Regions from separate parts of the Mus musculus genome. Here regions 1, 2 and 4 are each linked to region 3. A link is a loop called in an ENCODE intact Hi-C map of the cell type or tissue named here. Cell type or tissue: heart. All regions are shown on one strand. Region 1 has its middle 8.9 kb from the start of Fzd1. Region 2 holds the start of Cyp51 (cytochrome P450, family 51). Region 3 overlaps Mterf1b (mitochondrial transcription termination factor 1b). Region 4 holds the start of Fzd1 (frizzled class receptor 1).

What was found. Hi-C counts contacts between places; a loop is a spot of excess contacts. Peaks named below come from ENCODE experiments on the same cell type or tissue, not always from the same donor. Only the 100,000 strongest peaks of a DNase experiment are listed, where the experiment ranks them.
Region 1: a loop joins it to region 3, with 4 times the contacts of the local background. A loop is called at or near these places in 4 of 42 quality-filtered maps.
Region 2: it touches region 3 in a loop (5-fold over the local background); 22 of 42 quality-filtered maps call a loop at or near these places.
Region 4: a loop joins it to region 3, with 2.3 times the contacts of the local background. A loop is called at or near these places in 4 of 42 quality-filtered maps.

Annotation. Positions count from the first base shown.
Region 1 is chr5:4,765,134-4,769,133 of GRCm38, reverse strand. No RefSeq gene overlaps it. Among named protein-coding and RNA genes, the nearest start is that of Fzd1, 8.9 kb to the right of the region's middle. In heart, no CTCF peak of the experiment used is centred here; no DNase peak of the experiment used is centred here.
Region 2 is chr5:4,103,034-4,107,033 of GRCm38, reverse strand. It overlaps Cyp51 (cytochrome P450, family 51), which reads left to right and starts at 2,337. Exons shown (of 10, transcript NM_020010.2): 1 at 2,337-2,900. The coding sequence starts at 2,727. In heart, no CTCF peak of the experiment used is centred here; DNase peaks (open chromatin) are centred at 2,283 and 2,543; H3K4me3 peaks cover 2,228 bases; H3K27ac peaks cover 2,178 bases.
Region 3 is chr5:4,192,747-4,196,746 of GRCm38, reverse strand. It overlaps Mterf1b (mitochondrial transcription termination factor 1b), which reads right to left. Exons shown (of 2, transcript NM_001042670.1): 2 at 1-411. The coding sequence starts at 386. Among named protein-coding and RNA genes, the nearest start is that of Mterf1b, 2.4 kb to the right of the region's middle. In heart, a CTCF peak has its summit at 2,391 (motif pointing left); no DNase peak of the experiment used is centred here; H3K4me3 peaks cover 829 bases.
Region 4 is chr5:4,755,801-4,759,800 of GRCm38, reverse strand. Fzd1 (frizzled class receptor 1) reads left to right here and starts at 1,585. Exons shown (of 1, transcript NM_021457.3): 1 at 1,585-4,000. The coding sequence starts at 2,221. In heart, a CTCF peak has its summit at 1,718; DNase peaks (open chromatin) are centred at 1,670, 2,440 and 3,450; H3K4me3 peaks cover 3,376 bases; H3K27ac peaks cover 3,310 bases.

The DNA of each region.
Region 1 (4,000 bases), 570 kb before region 3:
TGACCAAAAGCAACTTGTGGAGGAAAGTTTATTTCAGCTTCCAACTCAGATCACACTTCACCACCAAAGGAAGTCAGGGCAGGAACTTAAGACAGGAATCTGAAGGCAGGAATTGATGTAAAGACCATGAAAAAATACTTTTTACTAGGTTGTTCCTCATGTCTTGCTCAGCCTGCTTTCTTGTATAACCAAGGACCACTTATAGAAGGGAGAAGGACACTGCATTGGTCCTGGTGAGCTGGATCTTTCCACATCAATCAGTAACCAAGAAAACACTCTATGGATTTGTTTACAAGCAAACTGAAGGAGACATTTTTCTCAGTTGAGTTTCCAGATAACTCTACCTTGTGTCAAGTTGACAAAAAATAACTAGGACAAGTTGTAACTTACCAGAGAAGCAGTGGAAGGACATCCAGAACTTCCTAGAGCCTCTGATGGTTCCAACATGCAGAGGCCAGAGCAGCCATGACAGCCACTTGTGCCAGGCACAGAAGCTTAGGGGTGGGTAGAAATAAGAGACATAAGAGAAATGCCATTTCTTGCCTATAACAATTCCCATATACTAGGAAATCAAGGGGGAAAGGCTGGTGGGTTGAAATTTCAGCAACCAAATTGGTTCTAAAGCCGCAGAGCTCTGAACACGCCCATATTCTCCATTCCTAGCATTCCCATGGTTGGCATCACAAGGGTTATTATACTCCTCTACCCGAACATTGAGGGATTTTAGTAAACTGCAGGCTCCTGCAGAACATGGACTTCTAATTTATCAATAAATGTGTTTCTTTGTAATTTTATAGTTTTGGTAGAACATGAACTTGCTAGATAACTCAGTCTGATGTGTGAAATCTGAGTTTAAGGAACGGGGCTTTGTAATTCTGTTAGTGATCTGTTTCCTAATTGCCCTGAAAGATAAAATAACTTTGCCTCAAACGTGTCTTGATAAGAGTTCAGTTCTGGATGTCAACCATTTCTGAACTGTGGGGTGACATCCACCTAAGTGTCAAGGACAAAAGCTGATTTCCCAGCAGTCACAGGCCAGCAAGCCTCAGGCCTGGTGACTCATCTCATTCTTCTTGGGGAAGGCTTCAGCTCCATCAGTCTGAGCTTGCCCAGTCTTGTCAGGAAAATACTCTGCTGAGGTACAGGTGCCTATGTAGGGGTGAGGTATTTTTGTCTGTTTGCTGTGTACCCAGGGCCACTAAATCTGTTTCAGAAACAATTTTATTCAAGAGTTCTCCAAATAAAGAAAGCGATATCTTTAAAAATAATTTTTGAGCAGCTCTTTAGTCTAGCTAGCTGAAGAGGAAAACTTTAGCCTACTGGTTAAGCTCCTTTATTTTCCAGCCAGCCAGCCTTGTTCTCCATTGTTCTGTTCATCAGGGTGTGACTAATTTTTTCTCCTCCTCATGTTTCCCTTTCCTAGTCTATGAAATGATGATAACAAAAGTTTGATTGAAAACCTACAACAACACAGTGAGCAATTGCTGCATCAATACCACAACTATCTTTAACCCTATAAGATAGTGTAATTATATACTGTAAATTCTGATTTCTCAGTACCTCAGACATTCTTCATTGCTATACATTCTACACGCACAGTGTTCCCACTCATGTGGTGTGTCCCCTGCACCTCCTTCTGCTCAAGGACGGTTGTGAGAATATTTTCGAAGCCATACTATGCCATTTCTGAGGCTCAACCGTCAAAGAGCACACAGCTCCCTGCTGCCTGCTGAAACCCCCAGCTACTGTTTAGCAAGCCCTGCAATGGTTACTGTAGGTGAGGTCACTTGTACTCTCTCTGGATGGCAGTATCATCAGAGTTCCTTTTGGAAGTGGATCCCTCTGCCCCTTCTTGCTTGAACTCACAACTGCCTAAGACACTCATTAGCAATTAGTATCCTCTCAGTTGCATTTCCAGTAATTTCTACTGATCTCAGCAATTATGAGATATATGAATGGACGCACTGTTACACCACTACACTTGGAACATTTTTCTGTACAACACTGGGGGACATTTGGAAACTAATGAATGCGGGGCAATAATGAGATTCAAGGGGGAAATTTCACCATATCAGAACATCATAACAAACCTTTATCTGTATGCACGCTTTTCAGTCCATGTGCATTTGGTAATCACTGCATCTTATTTTCCGTCTAAGCTACATGGTCTGTGGCAATCTGAAGGGCCCTCAGTACATGGGGCCATGTGACCTGAGAGGCCCCCAGGGGACGCACAGCAGTCAGTGCATGCAATCAGATTCTCTTCTGTGCTGCTGAGAACAGTTTAAGTAGACACTTACTGCATTCCATCTTATCAGGTCCATGATGAAGAGAAATTTGCGAAGTCAGAGAGCTATGAGAGTTCTTGCAAAGTCACTTGCCTGTTGATTAATATTCTGGCTTCCAAATGTAAACACACATACTGATAGAAGCCAGAAGATAAGCAATGCCCATGGAGTTGCACATAAAGAAACTGAGGCTAAATTAAACATGATAGGCTTACCAGAGAGGAATACTTCTTGCCTTTTACCTGGCATCGAGAATGTTCTACTGAATGGTCATTTATTTCAATGTAGAATTCAACGTGAGACTACAGAGCAGAGCAGCAAATGGTCTACCCTAGGCAAACACTTCTCTCAGGGAAAAGTCTACATTAAACTTACTGTTTTATCACCTTGCAGGCAGGCACATTTTCTCAAACTAAGGCTGGCACACTATGGTAGCCTGGTTGCTATCAAGGTCAAGTGTAATGGCCTTTTGACCTTGCCTTTATAGTGCTTGCTATCATTATACCAAAGATTCAAATGGCTGTCTCAGAGCTACGTTCTTGGAAGAATTTTGTATTTCCTAATGAGCTTTTTGGCAACAGAGGCCAAGGGTAGTGTTTGTCTTCCTTGGTGCCTCTGTGGCCAGTGTGTGTGGTAACAATGTTGGGAGCCTCATTTTAGAGCTCACAGGTTATTAAGTTTTTCTTTAATAAAAAAATTGTATTTACTTAGGATACAGGATGTCAACGAAACAGCATTTTTTTTTGCAATTACAGAGTGGTATTCAGTAAACAGAACAACAATTATCTTTGTATAAGCTGCATCAGAGACAACTGAAGATGGAAAAAAAAAAACCCCAAAATAACACCAAAAGAAAAGAAAACAGTACCCATAAGTAACCAATTTGTGCTGTGCACCAACAAGAACCTACTTTCAATTTCCATGACAATTTACAACCCCCAGACTGTACCAAGCAAGGTTAGTGGCTATTGAAAATACTACCAGGACAGGGCTATCTAAAGACACATTAGGTAGTGTGTTAACTATACCAAAAAAAAAAAAAAAAAAAAAAGACACTGTACAGTTTAAAAACAAATCTTACACAGCCTTACATTTCAATTTTTTTTCTTTAAAAGGAGTGAGTTGTGTACAGGGGGGTTAAATGCTTTATAGACAAGAAAAAAAACTGCACTAGAACCAACTTATTCATTATCATCTTCATCATCTTCATCTTCCTCTTCTTCTTCATCTTCTTCATCTTCCTCATCATCTTTCCTTTCCTTCTTTTTCTTTCTCTTTTCAGCCTTGACCACCCACTTTCTCCCTGCATCGGGTTTTCCTTTAGCTCTGTAGGCAGCAATATCCTCTCGTACTTCCCCTTCAGCTTGGCAGCCTTCTTCTCGTAGGGCTGTTCATCATCCGCTGCAGTGTTGTTCCACATTGCTCCTCGTTTCTTTGCAACATCACCAATGGATAAGCCAAGATGCTCGCCTTTGATTTTGGGGCGGTACTCAGAACAGAACAAGAAGAAGGCCGAAGGAGGCCTCTTGGGTGCAATCTGAAATTCTTACTATGAAAAGTGGCCACTTACCAGACTAGCATGGAGTGAAATAAGATTGCAGGCAATAATGTCTTCTAAGCAAAGATGTCAGTATAAGCCACATAATTTGTGGCCCTTATAGTTTTGGGGAGGGACTAAATCATCTGCTTGTGCAAAGACTGGCAATTTGACA
Region 2 (4,000 bases), 90 kb after region 3:
CAGGCTCGAACCCAGACATGAGAGCTACAGGCCAGCCCCAACAAGGTGATAGTTATGAAATATTACAGCCAGCAAGTTTTTAAACTTTTTTTGATGATTACCATTATTTCTGACAACTTGCCATGATTTCTTTACATTATATCCAGTGTGTCAAGACTTTTAGACTTGTATAAAGACTTGTTTTACACATTTTTATTTTCTAACATTGAGTCTACAAAAATGCATTACAAGTAACTTTTGTTTGTAAACATTGTGTACTGAAACTTTGTCAGTACATACAAAAATACTCTTTGGGATCTTGGCTCTTTGGACCACATGGTAATCTGTAACTCATAACAATTTTGTTTAGTCTCATTAACTTGGGTTGTCATGGTATTTCAGGTTGTAGTTATAAAGCCAGCTACAGATAATTACCAATCGTGGTGATATACATTCATAGATTCATTTTGACAGGGTATTTGACATAGATCATTACTATGTAGACTTGGCTGTCCTTGAACTCACTATGTAGACCAGGGTGGCCTCAAACTCGCTGACATCCACATGCCTTTGCCTCCCAGTGTTTGGTATTATAAACTATAGTTCACTTTTTGACTAATCATTGTTTAGAGCAACTGTCATAATTATGCCTGAAAGTTTGTGATTGAAAAAATGTAATTACTATTTTATTGTATAAGATGGTATATGAAATATTGCCATACTTATACATGATACTCAAATTAATCTTCCTTAACTGTTAAGTTTTAGAATTTGGGCTGGCTGTGATGGCATATATCTTGGATCCCACCTATCAATCCAGCTACAGAGGCTTGTGGACCTCTGTGAGAATGAGGTCAGCCTAGTATACATAGAGGTCCAGGCCTGCCAGAACTGTAACTCAAAAACAGATCAACAGCATCATTTTTTTTTAATAACACTGTACCTTTGATCTTTATTTAAGGGTTTTGATCTTTTAGGATTTCCATATTTGAGATTCCTAGTGTGCAATGTTAAGGCCCACTTGCCCACTGACAGATAACATCCTGGTATTCTGGAGTCTGTTGTTCATGTACTTTCACTTCCGTAGACAAGGTTGGTTGCACCAGCTGCACAGGAGGTGCTTGATGATACACAGGCAGGAGATGCATTGACTGGAAGGATGCTTGTCCCCAGTGGACTAAGGCTGGAAGCACCATAGCTTTGTGGGCTTGGCCTCTACAGGCACCTGTCTAATGTAGCTTGAGGCCATTCTTTGGGAATCATGGGTATGGACCTGGCCAGTGTCCATCTTCCTGGCCAGTATTAAATAAAGCTTTCTTTAATTGGATAATTGTGGAACTGGTCTTTCCCCTAGCAATTTTCAAGTTCAACAATGGCCTGAAGTCACTCCAGTAAGTCAAGACGTAGCACACAAGACAGGCTTAGAAATGAGTGAGCAAAATTCCTGTTGTAGATACTACTGCCAGAAATAAAGAGGCTCTTACCTACAGCAGTGACAATAAAAATGGAGTGTTACAAGATTTTGTGACTGATCTGAGGCAGGAGGATATTGGTATACAGCAGTGTCCATCCTATATAGACTTCCTACTAGGCACTTCCTACATAGGCAGGTGGCAGTCACCCTAGGGAAGAGGTAATGAGTGGGCTTCACTGACTGACTACGATAAAATGTGAGCTCTCTAGGTGGAATTATCTAGACGGTGGCTGGACCATCTTACTCATTCCTGGAGGTGCTTGCAGTTTTGCCAATCACTGCACAATCATCTCCAAACTTAGCAAAAAATCTAGCTCTTAACCCTGGTTAAATAAATAAATGTACCTGCCAAAGATCTGGAAGGAGGGTTAATTTGGAAACATGTCATCAGAGGTGCTTTATTTGTAGTGAGATCAGGGTAACTCCTGCTTCAGATCCAGCTATCAGAACAGGAGTTTGGGGACATCTGCCTCAGTTTACTTTATGGCCTGTATTTATTTTAAAAGACTTGTCTTGGTACAGCAGCACACCAAACAACTATCACTTGCTAGCAATGTGGCCCTACACGAACAACCTGTCAAGCAGATTGTACGGGTGATCCGATGGTCTCACCCTCCAGGTTGCATCTGCAGGAGTGTTTTTTTTTTTTTTCCAAGATTCGTGGTGCAGGGCTCACGAAGGGCTGGTCTCACAAAGCCCAGAGGTGACATCTCCGCGAATAGCCGCAGAGGCGGGCGCCCCACGGAGGGGGCGGTGCCCGGGCCGCCAGCTCTGCTGACGCCACATAGGCCGAGATCACCTCAGCAGCGCGTGGTGCAATCACAGAGCGCCTTCGCCTCTGCCGCTGTCCGCCACCAATCTGGTCCTGAGATCCCTCCGCCAGGCTCGTCCGTGCCCGCTGCCGGGGCCGTGCTCGTTAAGCACGCGGGACCTCGTGGTCTGCGGTTCTCGGGGCGCGATCATTTGTGCAGCCATCACTTTCTTCACCGAGTCCAAGTGCCACGGTAGAGCCTGCTTCCTCAGGTCCCCTCGGTGGCGCAAGAATCCCCGCACCTAGACGGAGGCGTGGCCACCAGAAGCCCCGCCCCGTCTGTGACGTCCTGGTGGCGCGCGAGCTGTCTGTGGGCGTGTGAAGGGCCCGGGCCAGACTAAGCCATCAGGCCGGGGCCGCCTCCCGACTTCTATCTGCCGGCTTCTCCTGCTCCATCTTTTCCGAGAAGCGGTGTGCGACCTCGGCCCCCAGCCTACCGGGCGGATCGAAGCGACGGTCGGGATGGTACTTCTGGGCTTGCTGCAGTCAGGCGGCTGGGTGCTCGGACAGGCGATGGAGCAGGTGACAGGAGGCAACTTGCTTTCCACGCTGCTCATCGCCTGCGCCTTCACTCTCAGCCTCGTCTACCTGTTCCGTCTCGCCGTGGGCCACATGGTCCAGCTGCCCGCTGGAGCGGTACGTGCACCTCGGGGTCCTCAGTCTGTGCCCCGGCTAAGCGGGCGGGCTCGGGGGGCGCTAGCGGTGGCGGGCGCGCGGGAGGCTGGGGTGGCGGCTGCAGACGCCCGTGCCTGATCTTTGCTGTTGTGGTGGTCTTTCTGGTCTCCTTGCTGGAACCTGAACTCGGGGGCTGTGCTGGCCGTCGCCGTTTCTGCTGTGATAGCGGCTTTGAACTTCTGGCTAGGATCCTACTTTGCAGCGTTTGTAGTCAGTGATGGATGTGCAGACTGGAGGCCTTGCTGGATGGATTTGGCTGGTCTGATTGCCTTGGCCATCCATGACTCTTAAGTGCAGAGCACTGTACTGACTTTACTGTTGGTTGTCAGAGGTGTTTGGGCTCTTTGTGAGGGCCTTGATGGCAAGTTAAGGGTAGCTGCATCCCCGGTGGCCATCACTCTTGATACTGCCCTGTGTGTTTAGTATACTGTGGGCTATTGGGCATAACGATGATTAATAGCAGTGTCAGGGAAATTGCAGACAGTTCATAAGTGACTTGAGAGTGTGGGAAGCGCTTTCCTGTGATGCTGTTAAAATACTGTTTCTCTAGTTTAGCGCTACACCAAACCACTAATTTCAAGCCTTCCAAATATAGTTCATGAATACCCTTGTAATCAACATTTGGTAGCTTTGAAAACCATCCCTTCGAAACTGACAATGGGATGTAAAAACTTAACCCAGCGTTAAGTTCCAACCAAGTTGCTTTAAAACTAATCTCTGAACCCAAGGGATCGATAGGCAGTTACTATTTCTTACTTTCATTAGATACATTTCAAAAGCTCACTATCATCATCATCATTTCTGAGATATTTATTATATCCCAGGGTGGCTGTAGAACTTGTTATGTAGCCAAGGCTCACCTTGGCATATCTTCCAGCCTTCACCCCTTGAGTGTGCAGTGCCTTCCTGTGTAGTCATTTCTGTTTTGAGTTCTTTTGAGGCTAAACCTTGTCTAACTATACTGTGTGTGTGTGTGTGGTTTTTTTAAACATTATTCTTAAGCAGGCTATCATATGAAACTTTCCTATTAATAAAATGAAAACTAAAATTTTCATTTTCTT
Region 3 (4,000 bases):
AGATCCCACCGTTTTGAAAGACTTTCAGGAGTGCGTGTTATAGCTCGTGGATATCTTGATATGATGCTACCAATCACTTTGTCACTAGCTCCCTTGGACAGAAGGAATATCTTCAGCTCCTGCTCATTCGTAACAGCCTTGTTAAAAACTCCAGGCTGTCGCCTCCTTGCCATGTCGATATCAACGCCCATGGTGACTAAGTTGCTCAGCAGGTCCTCCCTCTCCTCCTCCAAAGACTCCTTGTCCTTACTGTCGCATTCCACACTAAACGTCCTGAATGAAATCGACTTGAGGAAAACTTCTGCTGAATACTGAAGCATCCAGCCTCTTAAATCAAAGAGAAAGTTTCTTCTCACACACCAGATGTTTCTTGATGCCATAATCATCAGGTAGCCCAAAGTTTTTCAAATGCTGTGTAAAATAACATATAATGTTAACATACAATATTATGTGACTAACTAATGACAATATCCGGATCCTTTAAATGCAAGGGGCCTCTCCAGGAGAAAGCATCCCGCCCTCCAGCTCTCCTGGTTCTGCACTCACCTCCTGCCTCATGGCTTCTGTTGGGTCCCTATGGACTCAAGGCTCTTCCTCTTTGACTTACAGAGAAGCAGAACACCATGCTGCCCCAAGCTGCCCTGCCCTTGTATTGTTCTTTTAGTTCACTGTGCCTGCTTTGACTCTCCAGAATCATTTACTCCTCTCCACCTCTTCTCTTTTCTGTGGTTTCTGACATCTTTGGCTTGTTCCTAAGAAATTGCCCTTTAATTACAATTCAACTTTCAACTTGCCAGATGTCTGAACTGAACCTGCCACAGACACTAGATCTCTTTGCTTCTGGCTACCTCAAACTCTAAATGAAGCTCTAAAAAAAACACACTTCAGATTATCTAATTTGCATCTTTAATGTCTTTTTTAGACATATGATACCCTTTAAATGGATCATACACACACACACACACACACACACACACACACACACACACATCTGTAGACAAAAGATGCCAACATTAATCTCTATCTCAGTTTTCCAAACTGTTTTCTTGGTTGCAATGCCATAATTCTAAACTCATTTCCATCTTCATATTGATATAGTTGAGGGATGGACTGTAATTCAGAGGTAGGTCAGTGATACATTATATATCCTTAGCATGCATGAAGATTTGAGTTCAATTCCCCAATACCAGAAAGGAGGAGAGAGCAATTAATTTTCTAATTCAAAGTTGTTAGGTCTTAAACCTGGGACAAGAGTTTGCCAAGAACACTAGCTGAAGTATTCATTAAACATATCAAAGTTGACCTGGCTGCCAGGTTCTCCCATCATCCCTCAGTCCTTATCTGTTACAAGGTCCTCCTGGCTGGCATATCCCACCTCTACCCTGAACTCTCCAGTCAGAGGCTGGGCTGCCCATCCCCCTCCAGCCATTTCAGCAACGCCAGGCCTTTTGTTCCTTTTTGGCCTTTTTGTCTCTTGGCTGCTGCTCAAGGTTGCCCTCTCTTCCTGTCCTCTCCTCCCTCCTCACATGACCCAGCTCAGTCTGCCACTCATATCCACTCTAGATCCTTCTAGATGCCTCTGGCTGTTTTCTCCCTCATATATACAATCACCCTTCTGTTACAACAAATCCAGGAACAGCCATGTCCTCCTTTAATTTTTTTTTTCCAGTCAAGGGTGTGGGCCCCAGTAGATCCAACATTCTGATGATGGCCATATAACCAAATGAATACAGACAATACTAACTGAATTTAATGGCTTTAAAAAAAAGAGCTCTTGACTCTAGCTGCATATGTATCAAAAGATGGCCTAGTCGGCCATCACTGGAAAGAGAGGCCCATTGGACACGCAAACTTTATATGCCCCAGTACAGGGGAACGCCAGGGCCAAAAAGGGGGAGTGGGTGGGTAGGGGATTGGGGGTGGGTGGGTATGGGGGACTTTTGGTATAGCATTGGAAATGTAAATGAGCTAAATACCTAATAAAAAATGGGAAAAAAAAAGAGCAAGAACAAAAACTTCAATGGTTATGGAATGGGATGTGAATTTAGGAGGAGCTGGAGGAGTGGAGTGAATGTGATCAAAATACACTGTATTAAATTCTCAATTAATTAATAAAATATACATATAAAAAGAAAAAGAAAAGAAAAGAAAGAAAGAAAAGAAGAAGAAGAAAGAAAGAAAGAAAGGAAGGAAGGAAGGAAGGAAGGAAGGAAGGAAAAAAGAAAGAAAGAAAGAAAGAAAGAAAGAAAGAAAGAAAGAAAGAAAGAAAGGAAAAGAAAAGAAAAGAAAGAAGGAAAAGAAAAGAAAGAAGGAAAGAAAGAAGAAAGCAAGCTCTATCTAGCATGTACAATCCAACCTTTTCCCTTCCAGATGCTCATGGATGACCTCTGCTGGATAACTGGACAGAAGACTATCACATTACAGTCAGCCAAGTTTTATAAGAAGCGTTATAAATAAGCATGCAAAATTATCCAATAGACAGTATCAATTTTCAATTATACTTGTCTTATCCTGTGACAATTTCTATTTTACATACATTTTATAACAAATACAATATGAATAATAAATTTTTAAAAATCAGTCACTAAGGATACATATACTAAGTCTATCAGCTTGAAGATTACTACCAGACAGCTCATTCCTTTCAGATGATTAGCACCACGGTAAACGATAAACATGACACAGAATATTCAACAGAAATTCTAATACCAATAAAATAAGAAAAAGGTTTGCTAAGACTCCTAAGAAAAGGGTAAAAAAAACTATTAGTTTGTTAGACTTGTCACAAGTAGATTTTTGTTTCTCTTTATATAACTTATCCTCCAAATAAATATTTTCTAAATGTATCAACATATAAAGTTGAACTGAGCATCCATGCAGCACCCAAAGTAGCGCTCCTCTGATTAATGTCATTGTGGTAAGCACCCCCAGGAGGGTTTTACATTCTCTCTCTTCCTTACCAAATCAACTTCACTCAAAACAGCAACAAAGCAATCTTGTTCCTGCCTATTTTAGTCTCAGTGTCCTTGCTGTCTTTTCATTATTTTTAACTGACATAACAAATAATGGAATCTGTATCTATCTTCCCAAAGTCCCTCTTTTACTTTCATGTCACACACATGAGTGTGTGTGTGTGTATTCTCCATTAGAAGCATGTCCTATTGTTTTTCCTCATAATTCTCATATTCCCATCACCTTCTCAGTAGATGCTCTCTCCCCTCAGCACTTACTACTACTATCTTATCAAACTCAAAGCTCACATATGAGCGCACTCGCAGGCGGGAAAGCACGTGCACTTTTCTGAGTTAAATTGTCTTTTCTTTCAGAAAAGAAAAAGGGTCATTTTCATGAACCCAAGTTGTATTTGCAAGTCATTGTATAAACACAATGTCCTTTTAAAAACAGATTGTTGAGCTGAATTTGTAACCTCTGGCAAATTAACTATCCCAAGACAAATTTTAAAAAAAGCAAATATCGAATAATTGCCTTCAATCTTCCTCTAAAATAAACCATTTTCTTAAGCTTCGTTAAATTTCATGAATATCACCAACATCTTGGTGACTGTAACTACCGAGGTTCAAGATGGAAGATTTATGTCCCTGTCCCTTCCCGTCCCCTCCACCCCACCCCATCCCACAGCTGGAAAGCTAACAGGTGTTTAAAGAAAACTGCTAATCTTTGGGAATTCCACAATCCCGCTACTCTTTTGACACAGCATTTAAGTGTACAGGGTTGTTTTGTTTTGTTTTGAACAGAACTACATATCGATGTCGACTTTGTCATAAGAGACTTTAGATCTCTCCAGAAAAGGTAAAAACCGATGTTTCTACCACCACACCACTAATTTGGAAAAGAAAAAGGCAAAAATATCGCCAGTGTAGTAGAGAATAAAGAAGTCCAGGTCAAATCATTTTTGTGAGATGCACGACCTCTCGCAAACTAAACATTTCTCAGTCATAATAAAAAGAAAACGGCAACGCATGGGGGGAAGGTAGCGGAA
Region 4 (4,000 bases), 560 kb before region 3:
ATGTTTCTCCACGCGAGCCTGAGTCCTGCTCCCTCTTTCAGTCGCCCTGGAACCACTTCCCGCTTCTGTGGGGGAAAGCCACCTGCACTAGCTATCTATTGTTTGAACAGTTTGGTTCATGATATTTTGTACCAGCTAAAGAGCCCTTTCTTTCCTGTCATGACCAGGGCATGTTCTCCTTGCCTGCCCCTCAGAAACTTGAGGGGTTTGTTTGTTTGTTGCCTTTTTGTTTTGTTTTCTGTTTTGTGCTTTTCTCTTTTGCATTTTGCATCTATTTCTCCGATGACCCCTCCCATTCCTCATCTCCCGTGTTAGCAGGTCATTTACTTCCCTTGCGTCCCTTTTGAGAATGGGTGGGCACTGCCATCACTGGTGACGTTCCTGTGCCCACTGTACTATGCCCTCCTTTAAATATGTGCCAGGGCTTCCTCTGTGCTCCCTACCTCCTGAGACAGTGCTCACTGTATCATGGATGCTTGGTAAATATCTAATGAAAAGTGAATCTGTATAAAAGAAGATAGAAAATAATTCGGGAACAGTCTCGTGAGATAATATCTAATGAAAAGTGAATCTGTATAAAAGAAGATAGAAAATAATTCGGGAACAGTCTCGTGAGATAAGTCTAATCGAAGGGGGGGGGGACTCTTGATAGAATTAATAAAACATAATAGCACTTTATTGATAAATCCGACTCACACAAGTTCTTGAAAATAAACTTGCAAGAACAAGCATGTGTGTCTGCTGAGGTTGATTATCCTGGTTTGAGTCGACTGACTGACTGTGCTTGGTCTTTCAGACTCACTTTGGTCATGTGTTTTGTCCTTCAAACTAATAGCTTCAGCTTTGACTACTTCCACTGAGGAGGAACTTAAATGACCCAGGCCTCAGAAGTTCCCAACAGACCCTGCAGGGTCCCCAGTGTTTAGAAGCGGCCCTCAAATGGTCCCAGATTGATCCTCCTGTCTGGATGTATGGCTCCCGTGTCTCACGCTGGAGCACCCAATGCGTTGGTTCTCAAGCCGGTTTTCCTCCAGCATTTAATGAATAGCTTCTGTTTTCCTTTACTTCTGTTTCTGATACCATTAAAGAGAAGGGGGAAAGTTTGACTACACGACGCATACTACTCACAGGAGCATCTGGGTTTACAATTTACATCCCACCAAACTTTGCGTTTTGCTTTCATTTGACAGCGATCGGGGGAAATGGCGCGTCCAAAGTCCACCAAGGCCAGTCTGTGAGCTCCACGGTTTATTGGAGTCATAGTTTAAACAAAACCTCGACAGACTTAAATTCAAAGGAAACCCGACTCTCAAGTCAGGGGCACGCAATCAGAACGCAGCACTCAAAGTAGCAGTCTGTGACCAGAGAGTCGAGGGTAGGATTATAAAATATGAAGACAGATAAAAAGCAAGACAGAGCTAAATCCCCGCGGCCAGCCGACTCCTATTCATTATCTCCTGCCGCATATGGGACCATTCTCTTACTTGTCCTCGCCCTTTCTTCTGCAAAAGCAAAAGCGACCTAGCCTGTCCGGCTTCATAGCTACTCTTTGTGCCGGAGCGGAGTCTCTGCCACCGCCACCACTACTTCCTCCACCTCCTCCGGTCTGCTGCGGGCTCCAGTCCGGGCTCGGAGGGAAAGGGCTCCCTTTGCGCTGTGAAGCGGGTGCTGCGATTGGGCGACGGTCCCTGAGCCGCCAGCTCCGCGTCGGTTTCAAGGCTCCTCCCTCCCGGTGAAAGACAGACTGGGGGGCGCCTAGAAACCCGTTGGAGGGCGCGCGAGGGAGAGCAGAGGCTGCGAGTTGAGGGATTGACACAAATGGTCAGGCGGCGGCGGAGAAGGAGGAGGCGGAGGCGCAGGGGGGACCCAGGGCGGCTAGGCTGCCGAGAGTTGGGCGCTCCTCTGCCCGGCTGCGACCACTAACGCGGCGCCGCCTGACAAGAGCCACAGCCTGCCGCGGGCCAGGGAAGAGGGACGCGACCCCGGCGCGCCTGGACCACTCTTGCTCTCCTCGCCGCCCGCGCTTCATGAACCGCAAGTTTCCGCGGCGGCGGCGGCGGCTGCGGGACGCGGAGCAGAATCCCGGGGAGCGGGCAGAGAGCGGCCGCACCCCGACGGAGGGCACGGGCGACCAGCTCTCCCGGATCACAGTGGGAGCCACCACCCGCCGCGCCGCTGCCCGTCCCAGTCAATCCGCGCCGAGGAGGGAGCCGAAAAAGTATGGCTGAGGAGGCGGCGCCTAGCGAGTCCCGGGCCGCCGGCCGGCTGAGCTTGGAACTTTGTGCCGAAGCACTCCCGGGCCGGCGGGAGGAGGTGGGGCACGAGGACACGGCCAGCCACCGCCGCCCCCGGGCTGATCCCCGGCGTTGGGCTAGCGGGCTGCTGCTGCTGCTTTGGTTGCTGGAGGCTCCTCTGCTTTTGGGGGTCCGAGCGCAGGCGGCGGGCCAGGTATCCGGGCCGGGCCAGCAAGCCCCGCCGCCGCCCCAGCCCCAGCAGAGCGGGCAGCAGTACAACGGCGAACGGGGCATCTCCATCCCGGACCACGGCTACTGCCAGCCCATCTCCATCCCGCTGTGCACGGACATCGCGTACAACCAGACCATCATGCCCAACCTGCTGGGCCACACGAATCAGGAGGACGCCGGTCTGGAGGTGCACCAGTTCTACCCTCTGGTGAAGGTGCAGTGCTCCGCCGAGCTCAAGTTCTTCCTGTGCTCCATGTACGCGCCTGTGTGCACCGTACTGGAGCAGGCGCTACCGCCCTGCCGCTCCCTGTGCGAGCGCGCACGCCAGGGCTGCGAGGCGCTCATGAACAAGTTCGGCTTCCAGTGGCCAGACACACTCAAGTGCGAGAAGTTCCCGGTGCACGGCGCAGGAGAGCTGTGCGTGGGCCAGAACACGTCCGACAAAGGCACCCCAACTCCCTCCTTGCTACCAGAGTTCTGGACCAGTAATCCGCAGCACGGCGGCGGTGGTTACCGCGGCGGCTACCCGGGGGGTGCCGGGACGGTGGAGCGGGGAAAGTTCTCCTGCCCGCGCGCCCTCAGGGTGCCCTCCTACCTCAACTACCACTTTCTGGGGGAGAAGGACTGCGGCGCACCCTGCGAACCCACCAAGGTTTACGGGCTCATGTACTTCGGGCCAGAGGAGCTGCGCTTCTCGCGCACCTGGATAGGCATCTGGTCCGTGCTGTGCTGCGCCTCCACGCTCTTCACGGTGCTCACGTACCTAGTGGACATGCGGCGCTTCAGCTACCCGGAACGGCCCATCATTTTCCTGTCCGGCTGTTACACAGCGGTGGCGGTGGCCTACATCGCTGGCTTTCTGTTGGAGGACCGGGTGGTGTGCAACGACAAGTTTGCAGAGGACGGGGCGCGCACGGTGGCGCAGGGCACTAAGAAAGAAGGCTGCACTATACTCTTTATGATGCTCTACTTCTTCAGCATGGCCAGCTCCATCTGGTGGGTGATCCTGTCCCTCACCTGGTTCCTGGCAGCCGGCATGAAGTGGGGCCACGAAGCCATCGAGGCCAACTCACAGTATTTCCATTTAGCCGCCTGGGCTGTGCCAGCCATCAAAACTATAACCATCTTGGCGTTGGGCCAGGTGGATGGCGACGTACTGAGCGGAGTGTGTTTTGTGGGGCTCAACAACGTGGACGCACTGCGTGGCTTTGTGCTGGCGCCTCTCTTCGTTTATCTGTTCATTGGCACTTCTTTCCTGCTGGCCGGTTTCGTGTCACTCTTCCGCATCCGCACCATCATGAAGCATGACGGCACCAAGACAGAGAAGCTGGAGAAGCTCATGGTGCGCATCGGAGTCTTCAGTGTCCTCTACACTGTGCCGGCCACCATCGTCATCGCCTGCTACTTCTATGAACAGGCCTTTCGGGACCAGTGGGAGCGCAGCTGGGTGGCCCAGAGCTGCAAGAGTTATGCCATCCCTTGCCCTCACCTCCAGGGAGGTGGAGGAGTCCCACCACACCCGCCCATGAGCCCAG